Regions from separate parts of the Homo sapiens genome. Here region 1 is linked to region 2. The links are chromatin contacts, found by Hi-C or POLR2A ChIA-PET in ENCODE. All regions are on one chromosome and are shown on one strand. The core of a region is the stretch at or near the end of the contact, and the rest is flanking DNA. Distances in the headings are between cores, read along the strand shown.

Evidence for each region. A loop is a pair of places that touch in the nucleus more often than their neighbours do. ChIA-PET counts read pairs that join two places held with the same protein, here RNA polymerase II (POLR2A). Pooled maps may share reads with other maps.
Region 1: a loop to region 2 is called in a pooled map, with 2.3 times the contacts of the local background. The contact joins two enhancer-like sites. A Hi-C loop is called at or near these places in 94 of 168 maps with a recorded cell type or tissue (A673, B cell, CD14-positive monocyte and 54 more), 36 of 37 single-sample maps with no recorded cell type and 47 of 50 pooled maps. POLR2A ChIA-PET finds 5 or more read pairs at or near these places in 9 of 52 experiments (AG04449, BJ, GM12878 and 5 more).

The regions. Positions count from the first base shown.
Region 1 is chr2:231,425,268-231,432,107 of GRCh38, reverse strand. No RefSeq gene overlaps it. Among named protein-coding and RNA genes, the nearest start is that of SNORA75, 27 kb to the left of the region's middle. Within about 2 kb of position 5,292, at least 2 of the 41 ENCODE cell types and tissues checked have a DNase peak (open chromatin) inside an H3K27ac peak, as active enhancers do.
Region 2 is chr2:231,226,008-231,233,386 of GRCh38, reverse strand. It overlaps ARMC9 (armadillo repeat containing 9), which reads right to left. Exons shown (of 25, transcript NM_001352754.2): 7 at 6,589-6,613. Among named protein-coding and RNA genes, the nearest start is that of ARMC9, 31 kb to the right of the region's middle. RefSeq lists an enhancer at 4,934-5,003. Within about 2 kb of position 5,871, at least 7 of the 41 ENCODE cell types and tissues checked have a DNase peak (open chromatin) inside an H3K27ac peak, as active enhancers do.

The DNA.
Region 1 (6,840 bases), core at 4,043-6,542, 200 kb before region 2:
GACCCCCATGACCGTATCTCTCTGATCCACCTGACATTCACTTCATTTCCCCATATTTCCTTCTTTCCTGTTCCTCACCCTGATCACACTTTGGTTCATTGATGGCTGTTCCACCAGGCCTAATCGCCACTCACCAGCAAAGGCAGGCTGTGCTATAGTGTCTTCCACATCTATCATTGAGGACACCGTGCTGCCCACCTCCACTACCTCTCAGCAAGCTGAACTCATTGCCTTAAATGGGACCCTCAGTCTTGCAAAGGGACTGTGTGTCAATATTTATACTGACTCTAAATATGCCTTCCATATCCTGCTCCACCATGCTGTTATATGGGCAGAAAGAGGTTTCCTCACTACGCAAGGGTCCTCCATTATTAATGCCTCTTTAATACTCTTCTTAAGGCCGCTTTACTTCCAAAAGAAGCTGGAGTCATTCCCTGCAAAGGCCATCAAAGGACCTCAGACCCCACTGCTCAAGGTAACAATTATGCTGATAAGACAGCTAAATAAGCAGCCAGTATTCCTATTTCTGTCCCTCACAGCCAGTTTTTCTCCTTCTCATCAGTCACTCCTACTTACTCTCCCACTGAAGTTTCCACCTATCAATCCCTCCCCACTCAAGACAAATGGTTCTTAGACCAAGGAAAATATGCCCTTCCAGCCTCACAGGATTAGGTCTCTTCTTCCTTACTCTACTCTTTACAACAAGGCTTTATGCAGTCACCCCCTCCTTCCTGGCGTCACCCCCTCCTTCTTGGACTGCACCTCACAAACTTTTTCATCCCTGCTATTTTCCTCTTCACCATTCTCACCTACTCATAAATGCCCTGCTCTTGTTTACACTGACAGTTTACACCTTTTCTCCAAACCATCACAGCTGATATCTCCTGGTGCTATCCCCAAACCACCACTCTTGACTCCCTTTTGGAGTGGATGGAAGATCTTTGCTGGCAGGGCACACTCCAATACTTTCACCCTGATGAAATCCTATTCTTTACTTTTATACTCACTTTTAACCTCAATTCCCATTCTTATGCTGCCCTCTACCCTTAAATTTTCTTTAAGGTGTCCACACAGTCCTGGTCACGCTTGAAGCAGTCCTGAGAAACATCGCCCCTACGCCAATAATCCCCGGAAGAAACTTACATTTTCTTTATCTTTTCTTATAACTGTATATTTTATAAATAAAAAGACCGGAATGTCAAGCCTCTGAGCCAAAGCTCAGTGTCACGCGTGTCCATGTGAAAAGAGTCCACCAACAGGCTTTGTGTGAGCAACAAGGCTGTTTATTTCACCTGGGTGCAGGCGGGCTGAGTCCAAAAAAGGAGTCAGCAAAGGGTGGTGGGATTATCATTAGTTCTTATAGGTTTGGGATAGGTGGTGGAGTTAGGAGCAATTTTTTGTGGGCAGGAGGTGGATCTCACAAAGTACATTCTCAAGGGCAGGGAAAATATCACAAAGTACCTTCTTAAAGGTGGGGGAGGATATTACAAAGTACATGATCGCAAGGGCGGGGAGGGTGTATTGTCATAAGGTCAATTGATCAGTTAGGGTGGGGCAGGAACAGATCACAATGGTGGAATGTCATCTTCTGTGGTTCTTCAGTTGCTTCAGGCCATCTGGATGTATACGTGCAGGTCACAGGGGATATGATGGCTTAGCTTGGGCTCAGAGGCCTGACAGTCAGCCATTATAACCCCTGTGACCTGCACATATAAGTCCAGATGGCCTGCAGGAGCCAAGAAGTCTAGAGCAGACGAAAAATCACAAAGAAGTGAAACAGCCAGTTCCTGCCTTAACTAATTAATCCACCTTATGACATTCTACCATTATGACTTTTTCCTGCCCTGCCCCAGCTGATCAATTGACCCTGGGACATTCTTCTTCTGGACAATGAGTCCCATGATCTCTACACCATGCACCTTGGGACCCCCTCCTCTGCTAACAATAGATAACCACCTTTAACTGTAACTTTCCACTGCCTACCCAAACCCTATAAAGCTGCCCCTTTCTTATCTCCCTTCGCTGACTGCTTTTTCAGAGTCAGTCTGCCTGCACCCAGGTGATTAAAAAGCTTTATTCCTCGCACAAAGTCTGCTTGCTGGTCTCTTCACACAGATGTGCTTGACAAAAATCAAGTGCTCCAACTCTCTCTCTCTTTTTTTTAAAGAGATAGGGTCTTGCTATGTTGCCCAGGTAGGTCTCGAACTCCTGGCCTCGAGCTGTCCTCCCACTTTGGCACTCCAAAATGTTGTGATTACAGGTGTGAGCCCCTTACACCTGGCCCCAGCTATTTTTGAATTGAGCTTTCCTTACACAAAAAAACCCTTGCATCTTTAAATGCATTTTCAGAAGGGATCCTTTTCATTTTGCTGGTTTCCTTCTTCCATTCACAAGAATTTTTCAGCACAAAAAACATGGTGGCTTTTGTGGACTGTCATGTTCATTGCCAAAACTGAAACTGGATAATACGTATTTATCATATGTCTCTTTCTTCAATACTACAACTGTAATGTGGTATGATAGTGTTGTAGGAGTTAAGAAATTATTTTAGGCAGATAAGAGAGGAAAAGGGGTCCCTGGGAAGTTTTCGTTTTTAAAGCAGCTCTTAGAGCCAGGCCGGCAACCTTTGATATGCAAATGAAGGCCATTAGAAACTGGGTCCACCCAAACATGGCGATTCCTGCGAACTTCTTGCCCTTGCCCCACATGTTCCTGGCAACATGGCCACCCCTACATATCCCCATGTGTGTAGAACATCATGGCACCCTGCGTTTGCATATTAAAAGGCTAGGGTGGGAGGGCCAGCTTTTTCACGGGCTGCATGAATGACATGCCTGGTCAAACCAATCCCCTGAGCCCTATGCAAATCAAACACTGCTTCCTCCAGCCTCTACATATACCTGGCTGGTATCCACCACACTTGGGGTTCCCTCTTTGGACTTTGGAGCCCCCCTCCTTCTGTCTCTGTATGGGGGAGCTTCTTTCTGTCTTCTCCCTTTCTTCTTGCCTACTAAACTCTCCGCTCCTTAAAACTACTCCATATGTGTCCATGTCATTCTTTTTTTTTTTTTTTTTTGAGATGGAGTCTCACTCTGTCGCTCAGGCTGGAGTGCAGTGGCACGATCTCGACTCACTGCAACCTCTGCCTCCCTGGCTCAAGCGATTCTCCTGCCTCAGCCTCCCGAGTAGCTGGGATTATAGGCATGCGCCACCACACCCAGCTAATTTTTGTATTTTTAGTAGAGACGGAGTTTCACCATCTTGGCCAGGCTGGTCTGGAACTCCTGACCTCGTGATCCACCTGCCTCAAAGTGCTGGGATTACAGGCGTGGGCCACCATGCCCGGCTGAGCCTGCCTTCTTGTTTCAGCTCTCACACTGTAAACATGTGTCCTTTTGGTGGTCTATTTAGTGCCACTTTTTTTTTTTTTTTTGAGACAGAGTCTCGCTCTGTCGCCCAGAGCTAGAGTGCAATGGCGCGATCTCGGCTCACTGCAACCTCTGCCTCCCAGGTTCAAGCAATTCTCCTGCCTCAGCCTCCCGAGTAGCTGAGACTACAGGTGCGTGTCACCACACTCGGCTAATTTTTGTATTTTTAGTAGAGATGGGGTTTCACCATGTTGGCCAGGCTGGTCTTGAACTCCTAACCTTGTGATCTGCCTGCCTCAGCCTCCCAAAGTGCAGGGATTACAGGCGTGAGCCACCACGCCCAGCCAGTGCCACTTTTTTTGTATTTTGTGCTTTTTGTTGCTGGTTTTCTTGCTTCATGTGGCCCCCAAGTGAACTGCTGATGAGCTTTCTGGTGCTCCTAAGAGCAAGAAGGATGTGATGTGCTATAGGGAGAAAATCTGTGCGTTGGAGAAGCTTCATTCAGGTGTGAGTTATGGTGCCGTGAGTCCAATATTAATGAATCAGGCTGGGCGTGGTGGCTCATGTCTGTAATTCTGGCACTTTAGGAGGCCGAGGCAGGAGGATCACCTGAGGTCAGGAGTTAGACCAGCCTGGCCAACATGGTGAAACCCCATCTCTACTAAAAACTACAAAAAATTAGCTGGGCATGGTGGCACATGCCTGTAATCCCAGCTATTCAGCAGGCTGAGGCAGGAGAATGGCTTGAACCTGGGAGGCGGAGGTTGCAGTGAGCCAAGATCATGTCATTGTACTCCAACCTGGGCAACAAGAGTAAAACTGCATCTAAAAAAAAAAAATTAATGAATCAACTGTATATTAACTTCAGTGTCTTTAAACAGAAACAAACATAAAAAAAGGTTATGCGTTGGTCGACTGAGGAAAATATTGTGACTAGGCCGGGCATGGTGGCTCAAGCCTGTAATTCCAGCACTTTGGGAGGCCGAGGTGAGCGGATCACTTGAGGCCAGGAGTTTGAGACCAGCCTGGTCAACATGGTGAAACCCCATCTCTACTAAAAATAAAAAAAATTAGCCAGGCGTGGTGGCACACACCTGTAATCACAGCTACTTGGGAGGCTGAGGCACGAGAATCACTTGAATCCAGGCAGTGGAGGTTGCAGTTTGCTGAGAATGCACCACACACCACTGCACTCCAGCCTGGGCAATAGAGTGAGACTCGGTCCAAAAAAAAAAAAAGAAAGAAAGAAAATACTGTGACCAGACCCTCACAGGTACCTAAGGAGGAACCTAATTTCTCCCAGGAGCAAAGCTTCAACATTCACTAATCCAGTGTTTGTGGTGATTTTATAGAACATAACCACCACGAATCAGGAGCATGGGCTGTACCTCCTGCTGGTTGTGTTTCTCTGGTTGCGATCTGACTGATATAGTGACAAAGTCACAGAACTGCTAATACTATTGTGGTTTTTTGCCACTACCTTAACAAATTTTGAAGAAAAGTTAAGGGTTGGTGAAAACAAAGATGTCTATTTATTCCCATCCATGCATATGAGTCCCCTGAATGCTCTCTGTGGACCCTGTGGGCATTCGTGGACCCCAGGTTAAGACCACCTGCAGGTTAACAGAGGATAATGCAAAGGCCCACACCAATCATGGTGAAGGGTGGAGGTAGCAATGTTCCCACAGGCTCTGAGGAAGCAGTGAAGCTGGAAGGCCCCACCGGGGAACTGGAGGCTGAGGGCTCAGCAGGCCTGTGGGCTCTGCTCCCCAGCTGAAGACACGGTACCCCTAGTTCTTCCTTAAGCTGTGGTTGCCCCAAGCTAGATCCATCCGAAAAAACCATGGCTGCCTACGGGTGTTGAGGAAGCGTTGTTTGCAAGGGCTGGGGTTTGCCCCAGTGGCTCTGAGGCCTCTCCCTCTCCTTGCACTAAACTCAGACAATTCTGTTCTTCTCCTATTATTCTACCTGTGATTTTAAGTGCTCCTCGTATCTGCACAAACTTACCCCCATCTCTTTTTATTGAAAAAGCAAACAGATCCCCTGATTCTTTGGGTCTGGGATGATACTTTGGCTGACTATCTGTGCCCTCCACCCACTACACCCTCCCAGAAAATGAAATTAATCTACTTAGGTTCATCACAAAGGTGGGCTGGTCGACCCAGTGGCAGACCGTCCCGCCCATGTCACCATACCAAGCGCCCTTCTGCTTCAGGTCCTGGGAGGTCAGGACTTCCTGGTGTCATCCTCAGACGGCGGGACAAGGCTGGGGCTGGATTCTTCCTGTCTGGGTTCACCTCCAATTGCTGGTGCTTCCTTAAGCACAGCACTATTGCCCCCATGTTTATGAACGGGAAAGGATACTAATTAGAACCAGCCAAAGGAAGAGACACAGGGTAGAGTCCAGGGAGGGTCCTGATGAGGAGCTGGCAGCCACCGGTGTGGCATCACCTCCTTCTTGCTGTGATGTGTGACAATTCGCAGAGTACCGCCAACGGGTGTGGCATCACCTCCTCCTTGCTGTGATGTATGACAATTCGCAGAGTACCGCCAACCACGGAAGCTTCCCCGGGCTTTGATGTCAGAATTTGTGTTGCAGTTTCCCTCTGTGGGCAGGGTGATGGAATCATTGCCTGTGAGGTTGAACTGGGTCTCTAGCTTGTTTCTTCGCCCCGGGGGTTGCTCTGACAGCTCTCGCCCTCAGGGGCCCATCATGAGTCACCTCATTAGGGTAACGGTAAACCATCAGGTGTGGTCTTCCAGGAGCCAGGACAAAGGCACAAAGGCCAGATCTCTCTGGGGAGAGGGAGCGTGTGAATTGCTTAGTACACAGCTCCTGACTTTAGCCTCCTGCCCCTCAGGCTGGTGCTTCCCCAGCTCTGACTACACATTCTGCTTTGTGAGTGATTTTACGAGTCTCACCTGGCCTGGAACTGGCAATGGGGAAATTGCTGAGGCAGGTGGCTGGCTCCAGGGCCTGGCTTGAAGATGGGCAGGAAGGCACTTACACTGCCCTCTCATGAGCCCCCCGGTACCCCCTTACAGCCCCAGACCCCAGTGATGTTCAGGCTTTTGGAGCAAGCCCTGTTGCTTTCTGCAACCTCTGTGGGTGGACTCGGACTCCTGACTGGTCACTTGCGGAAGAGAAGACCAGCGGCTCCTCTCCCTCTCGCAGGAGACTGAAGGCTGCCACCTCTGAGACCTCCTACCCTTTGGCTCCCCTTCTGGGAACCATGTGAAAGTGGCTGTCATGAGCCACATCCTGTCCAGCTGAAGTCCTGCTTGATGTTGGCAGAGGATGTGGTCGTTCAGAGCTGGGAGGACAGACCAGACACCAAGCAAGACCAAGAACTCTCCACTATTTCTGACTCTGGATGAGCGGGGTGCAGGGTCTTGAGGAGTAACTGGGGAACGGGACTGCAGAGACTACAATTCCCTCAGGGAATGTGGCTGTGGGATGAGAGTAGGGACA
Region 2 (7,379 bases), core at 4,622-7,121:
CTCCCAGAGATTCTGATTTTATAGACACTGAGTGGGGTCTGAATGTCTATATAGTCAACAAACTCCTCAAATGGATCTGGTGCACACCACAGGTTTGAGATAACCTAAGTTAACCATTCTTCCTAATTTGTGTTCTAAAAACCTACATTCAAATTGTATTTCAAAAACCTTCATGTTTGATTACTGTTTATATACAGAAGTAAAATATTTTTACTATTAAAACCCAAAATATCTTCAGCTGGGTGCGGTGGCTCACGCCTGTAATCCCAGCACTTTGGGAGGCTAAGGCGGGTGGATCACCTGAGACCAGGAGTTCGAGACCAGCCTGGCCAACATGGTGAAACCCCGTCTCTACTAAAAATACAAAAACTAGCCAGGCGTGGAGGCACGCACCTGTAGTCCCAGCTACTCAGTAGGCTGAGGCAGGAGAATCGCTTGAACCCAGGAGGTGGAGGTTACAGTGAGCTGAGATCACGCCACTGCACTCCAGCCTGGGTGACAGAGTGAGACTCTGTCTCAAAAATAAATAAATAAATAATTAAAAACCCAAAATATCAATGATAATGAATTATTATTATTATTCAACATCCACAAATCTCAGTTTTGAAAGATAACTTTAAAAAGTCACCTGGCAAAGGCCGGGCGCAGTGGCTCATACCTGTAATCCCAACACTTTGGGAGGCCAAGGCAGGTGGATCACCTGAGGTCAGCAGTTCAAGACCAGTCTGGCCAACATGGTGAAACTCCATCTCCACTAAAAATATAAAATTAGCCAGGTGTGGTGGTGCATGCTTGTAATCCCAGCTACTTGGGAGGCTGACACAGGAGAATCGCTTGAACCTGGGAGGTGGAGGTTGCAGTGAGCTGAGATCATGCCATTGTACTCCAGCCAGGGCAACAAGAGCGAAACTCCGTCTCAAAAAAAAAAAAAGTCACCTGGCATGAATTTACATCCAGTACTTGACTCCCCTGAGAATGGCCCTGAAAATCATTTATCAAGATTCTCCTTAAACATTAGGGAAAGGGGGTCACTACCTTCTGCCTCTTAGAATGTGATAAATTTGGCCAGGTGCAGTGGCTCACTCCTGTAATCCCAGCACTTTGGGAGGCCGAGGCGGGTGGATCACGAGGTCAAGAGATCAAGACCACCCTGGCCAACATAGTGAAACCCCATCTCTACAAAAAATACAAAAATTAGCCGGGCGTGGTGGCGCACACCTGTAGTCCCAGCTACTCAGGAGGCTGAGGCAGCAGAATCGCTTGAACCAGGGAGGTGGAGGTTGTAGTGAGCCGAGATTGCACCACTGCACTCCAGCCTGGTGACAGAGCAAGACTCCGTCTCAAAAAAAAAAAAAAAAAAAGGAATGTGTTAAATTCGTGCTATTATTACAGTTTTTCAGCCGGGAACAGTGGCTCACGCCTGTAATCCCAGCATTTTGGGAGGCCAAGGCAGGCAGATCACCTGAGGTCGGGAGTTCGACACAAGCCTGGCCAACACGGGGAAACCCCGTCTCTACTAAACATACAAAAATTAGCAGGGCATGGTGGCGCACTCTTGTAATCCCAGCTACTTGGGAGGCTGAGGCAGGACAATTGCTTGAACCCGGGAGCAGGAGGTTGCAGTGAGCCAAGATCACGCCACTGCACTCCATGCTGGGCGACAAAGCCAGACTTCATCTCAAAAAAAAAAAATTTTTTTTTCAGGTGGGGCATGGTGGCTCACATCTATAATCCCAGCACTTTGGGAAGCCAAGGCGATTGAATTGCTTGAAGCCAGGAGTTCGAGACCAGCCTGGCCAACGTGGTGAAATCCCGTCTCTACTAAAAGTACAAAAATTAGCTGGGCATGGTGGCATGCGCCTGTAATCCCAGCTACTCAGGTGGCCGAGGCACTAGAATCGCATGAACCCAGGAGGCAGAGGTTGCAGTGAGCCAAGATCATGCCACGGCACTCCAGCCTGGGCAACAGCGCTGTCTCAAAAAAATAAATGAATACAAATAAAGTTTTTCATATATATATAGAGAGTTCAAAATTAGATAAGTTAAAACTTTCAAAGATGAAAATTCTACAGAATACTATTCATAATCCCATATTGCAGTCGTAAGTATTGGAGAACATCTATGCAAACTTTCTCAACACGGACCAAGTGGTACATGATGAATCAAGTACCAAAACCCATTAGCTAGGCTCAATGACCTCCCAAGTCACCAATGTGAATGTCCCCAAAGCAGTCCCTCCGGACTGCACAAAGGAACCCTTCCCCCCGGAAGTTCATTCTGCAATTTACTAAACATAAGAGATTATCTGTGGAACTTTTGCCTTGGGAACCCAGAATCAGAATTTATGACAATTTCAAAGTGTGGCACATCTCCGGGATAAAAGGCCTAACTGCCTGCAGCCTATTGGAAAGAGAGAAGCAGGCAATAGGGCTGAAATGTTTGTGACCATTTTCAAATACAGTCAGCACTCCATATCCATGGGTACTGCACCTGTGGATTCAACCACCTCAGGTTGAAAATATTCGGGAAAAGAAGCACCTGTACTGAACACATACAGACTTTTTTTCATATCATTTTCATGTCGTAAACAAAATGGTATAACAACAGTATACACACCATTTACACTGTATTAGGTATAGGTAATCCAGAGATGACTTAATGTATATGGGAAGATGTGTGTAGGTTGTATGCAAACACCATGCCATTTTACATAAAGGACTTGAGCATCTGTTGATTTTAGTTATCTGTGGGGGTCCTGGAAGCAATCCTTGTAGATACTGAGGGACAACTGTATACTCCTTAGGAGGAGAGGCTGCTACCCAGAGACATCACCTTGCAGATACCTTAACTAGCTACAAACAAGACCTGTCCATGACTAGAAGCTACGTGGGTGATAGCTCAAACACATCAGCTTTATTTCAGAGCATTAAACAGGACTTTCTATTTTCCCTGTCAAAAGTTTTATGAGACAAGAACAACTAAACCAAGATGCCTTGCCATGCAAGACCTCAATTTCCTCTTCTTTTTTTTTTTGAGACGGAGTCTGGCTTTGCCACCTAGACTAGTGCAGTGGTGCGATCATAGCTCGCTGCAACTCCTGGGCTCAAACCATCCTTCCATCTCAGCCTCCTGAGTAGCTGGGACTTCAGATGTACGTCGCCACGCTCGGTTAATTTTTTTTAGTTTTTATAGCAATAGGGTCTCACTATGTTGGCCAGGCTGGTCACAAACTCCTGGCCTCAAGCTATCCTCCCACTTCAGCCTCCCACAGTGCTGGGATTACGGGCATGAGCCACCACGCCTAGTGACAAGACCTCAACTTTTAATGGAGATGTCTTATTATAACCTCCATGTTATTTTAATAAAACCATCTTAGTCATGCCAGTGAAATTTATTGAGACTCTTCATATCCAAAATTACTGACATAACAGTGATGTAAATCTCTCCCCCGCCACTCAAGCTTTCTTTTTTAACTTTTCTACTTCACTTAGGGCACTGTACTTTTTTTTAAAGGGTAAATGAGATTTTAATTGGCTGCTCAAGACAAAATGATCAACTTTTAAATATGGAATTGTTTTTCTCACCCACTATGAAAAGCTAAAATTAACCTCTCTGTCTTTATAATGATATACTCTTTCCTGTTTGTATTCAGATAAAAATTACCTCCTTGCTACTTTGCTAATCCACAGATACTGGATGAAGAAAGTTATAATGTAACTTATGAATATGAGTCATTACTTTTTAAAATACTGTTTAGGGCTCCAAACTCCAGAAAAATGATCAACTGCTCATTCTGAAAGGGTTGAATCAATTCATGCTAGAAATGCCAAAAGATACTATTTCTATATCCTTTTTAAGTGACTAGGTGAAAATAATAATCCGATGTTACTACATTGTCAACCTGTTTTTATTCCACACAGCATTTCAAACGTAATTCCTTCTGAGAGAAGTTTCTGCTGCAAGTGCCTTTCCTGTCTTCTTTAAAAGCTTCTGGTAATCTCACTTAACCGTGAAAACTTCCTATCAAGATACACAGAACAATGATATCATGCAACCACTTCACTTAAAACAATGCCTGAGTCTAGAATTAAATTAAACTGGGGGCATGTCTGTGCCTTTGGTTATTACAGCCTTAGCTGCAGGATGAGGGGACAAGGGGGTGACAAATGACTGTCATGCCTGGGCCCAAAATGCGAATCTCCAATCTCCATAGCAACACCACATTACAGAGTTCACTCCGCCACAGATGCACTTTGCTTGCCAGACTCAAATCCACAGCCATTCTGCTTGGCTTCCAGAAAACTCAGTTAAAATTGACCCTAAAGAAGGCTTAAAAACTGGTCTCCTTACTGAAATTCCAACATTAAAAACCTGTAGAGAAAGACAATTCTTTTATTTGCATTCCCCTTCCCATGTTTATTTGATCTGCAAAACTGGGCCACTTATCAGATTTACATAATGCTCCCAGAAGAAAGCTATGCTCAAAAATGCAGTGTATGCTAGGGGGACATGAGCTGCAGAAACTCAGGAACCAGAGAGAGAAGTTTCTCACCACCTTCCTGCCCCCATTGCCTGGGGGTCCAAAGGCTAGTTCAGAACAGCGACCTGGCAGATTCAACTAACAACTAAGGCAGTTCTCTAGGGTCCAGAGATGCAGGGTATGGTGGTGGTTTTAAAATGCCTGTAGTCTTTGACACACCCTCCTTCCCATCAAGAAGAGGAATGTAATTTCCTTTCTCTGAAGGTGAGGGGGCCTTAGGAATTCACTTGCAAGAAACAGAATGCAGCAGAAATGACTGACTGACTTCAGAGGCTAGGTTAGAAAAAGTGATACAGCTTCCTCCTGGCTCTCTCTGGGGACATTCACCCTTGGAAACCAGGCAACATGCCTGGAGGAAGCCCAGACCACAAGGCCACGCAGGTGTTCTCGTCAAGGGCCTCTGCTGAGACCCCACGTGACAGCCAGCACCGACCACCACTCTGCGTGTGAGTGCCTTGGAGTTGGCCCCAGGCCGCTCCGCCTGACTGCACCTGAGAGACACGCTGAGGGAGAACAGCTTAACTGAGCCCACAGCTCCCAGACCATGCAGGCTCATCATCACCATTATAAGTGAATGTCATTGTTTTGTGCCACCAAGTCGGGATGGTCTGTCAGGCAGCAATGGAACAGTGGGCTGAGGTGTATTTCCAGGAGCTGCAGGGCAAGATCCAAAGTCCCAGTCCAGTTGAAGATGCCAGCTGTGTTGGATGTGAGCAAACTGGCCCGGGACGCACCGTGGCCAGGCCTGGGCCTAGGCTAGCACTGAGAGAGCGGGCCTGCAGAGCTGAGGATGCAGGCTGGGAGTCTTCCTCCACATACTGTACTGGGGGTAGGGCAACCTTGGGGAGCTCCAAGACTCAGGGTGCTCCTGCGACCCTTGGAGCAGTCCAGGTTGATCCCATGGGGCCGTATCTGTAGCCCTGCTCCTCCATGAAGGGCCAGCAGGGCCTGTCCCCTCTGAGCGACAGAAGGGTCAGCATGGCTGGCAGAACCAGTCACACACTTAGAACAGCTGAGCTGGGGATGCTTGAGGCTACCAAGAGCAAAACCAAGCATCCGAAGCCTTCTCAAAGGCTGACGCTGCCAAAGCCATCTTGAGTGACAAACCCAAACCCAAGCTCTCCCTGAGGTTGACAAACCCCATTGCTTATCTGCCAACTCCCTGGTGAGCAAACAGCTAAATAATTTACTAATTAATGCTTCCTTTCTTTAAAAGAGTTTCACTCCCTAAAAAGAAACAGGAAAAAGCAATGGCAGGGAGTTCTGAAATCCTCTCTGGCATGACTCTGCTTTGAAAGGGCAAATGTGCTGGCGCATGGAACAAGATCTCCTGTAGTCACACTCCACCTACTGGGAACTGAGGGTTATGCCATCAATACTCACCAGAGGGATGACATGCATCACAGGCCCTTTCCAGCATCATCATTTAAGCAGCTGTCAAAACGTAGTATCAAAGGCAAAACTGAGGTACAGCGCCCCAACTGGGGCCACCAACTTCATATTAACTACACTTTTTCTCACCTTACTCAAAAGTGAACAGTTCTGGTAAAAACAATTGACCATGGAAAAATAACACTTCATGCTACAAACTGAAGACTGGAATTCCTACTTGGGAATGGAAAATGCTTGATAAGAATGGGTACTCCATATGTCTTCGAAGACCCCAGTTGACTAGTTCAAGGTAAAAGTTAAATATTAAAATAATTAAAATAAATTAAATTAAAAGAACTCTATCCTTACCCATGCTGCCCTACACCTTCTAGGGAAAATGTGCTGCTGCTGCAGTTACCTCCCTTTGGGATGTTATTGGATTCTCTTCATTTCTCCAAGGCTTAGCTACCTGACATGCAAGACGAAGCTAACAATACCAGCCCTCCCGAAAATGGGCCTCAAGGAACTGCAGGTCACTATGACTGCAAAGCCTTTCATAAATATTTAGACTCTTAAAGCCAAAATCATGAATTCTCTCCATCTTTGCACCGATCTTACTACTTCAAACCTGAACTGGCAAAGTTGTTCTTAGACAAATTTAAATCTAGATGATTTACCTTTGTTACTTTGTCCATTCTCCTTCTGGGATGAAAAAGAAGTTCAGGAAAACAGGCATTCAGGGAACGGTACTTGGGGTATCGGACATCCTGTGGCCAATGTGAGAAAGCACCTCAGCATGATGAAACAGAATTCTCGGAGCCGGGAGGGCCAGCTCCAACTGTTGCTGTAAATAGCTAAGCAACTTCTCCATACTGGCCTGACCCACTCCCATTTCAGAAGAAGGCAAGTCCTCTTCTCCCCATTTCAATTATCACTGTCTGAATTCAAGTCTTGCACTATTTCAACAGCCTCCTATCCCCTTCCTATCCCCTTCCAAAGGCCTTCCCCACTGCTACCAAGCCAACTAAAAATGCAAATCTGATTTTATACATAATTCAACTCTAACTTCAATTCAAAGCTTTATCCTAAGGAAATTGATATTGAGGTGAAAACAGCATAGCACAGTATTGCTAAGACCACAGACTCTGGAGCCAGACTGCCTGGGTTCAAATCTCAGTTCCCACACGTCTGGCTGCATGACTGAAGACAGTTACTTAACATGTTTCTTTTCCCTTAATTTGTCTTAAACTTTTCCTTAGTATTTTGGTAATAGCTTTATTCACGTACTGTATAATTCACCTATTTAAAGTGTACCTTTCAGGCCAGTGTGGTGGCTCACGCCTGTAATCCCAGCAATTTGGGAGGCTGAGGCGGGTGGATTACCTGAGATCAGGAGTTTGAGACCAGCCTGGCCAACATGGCAAAACCCTGTCTCTGCTAAAAATGCAAAAATCAGCCAGGTTTGGTA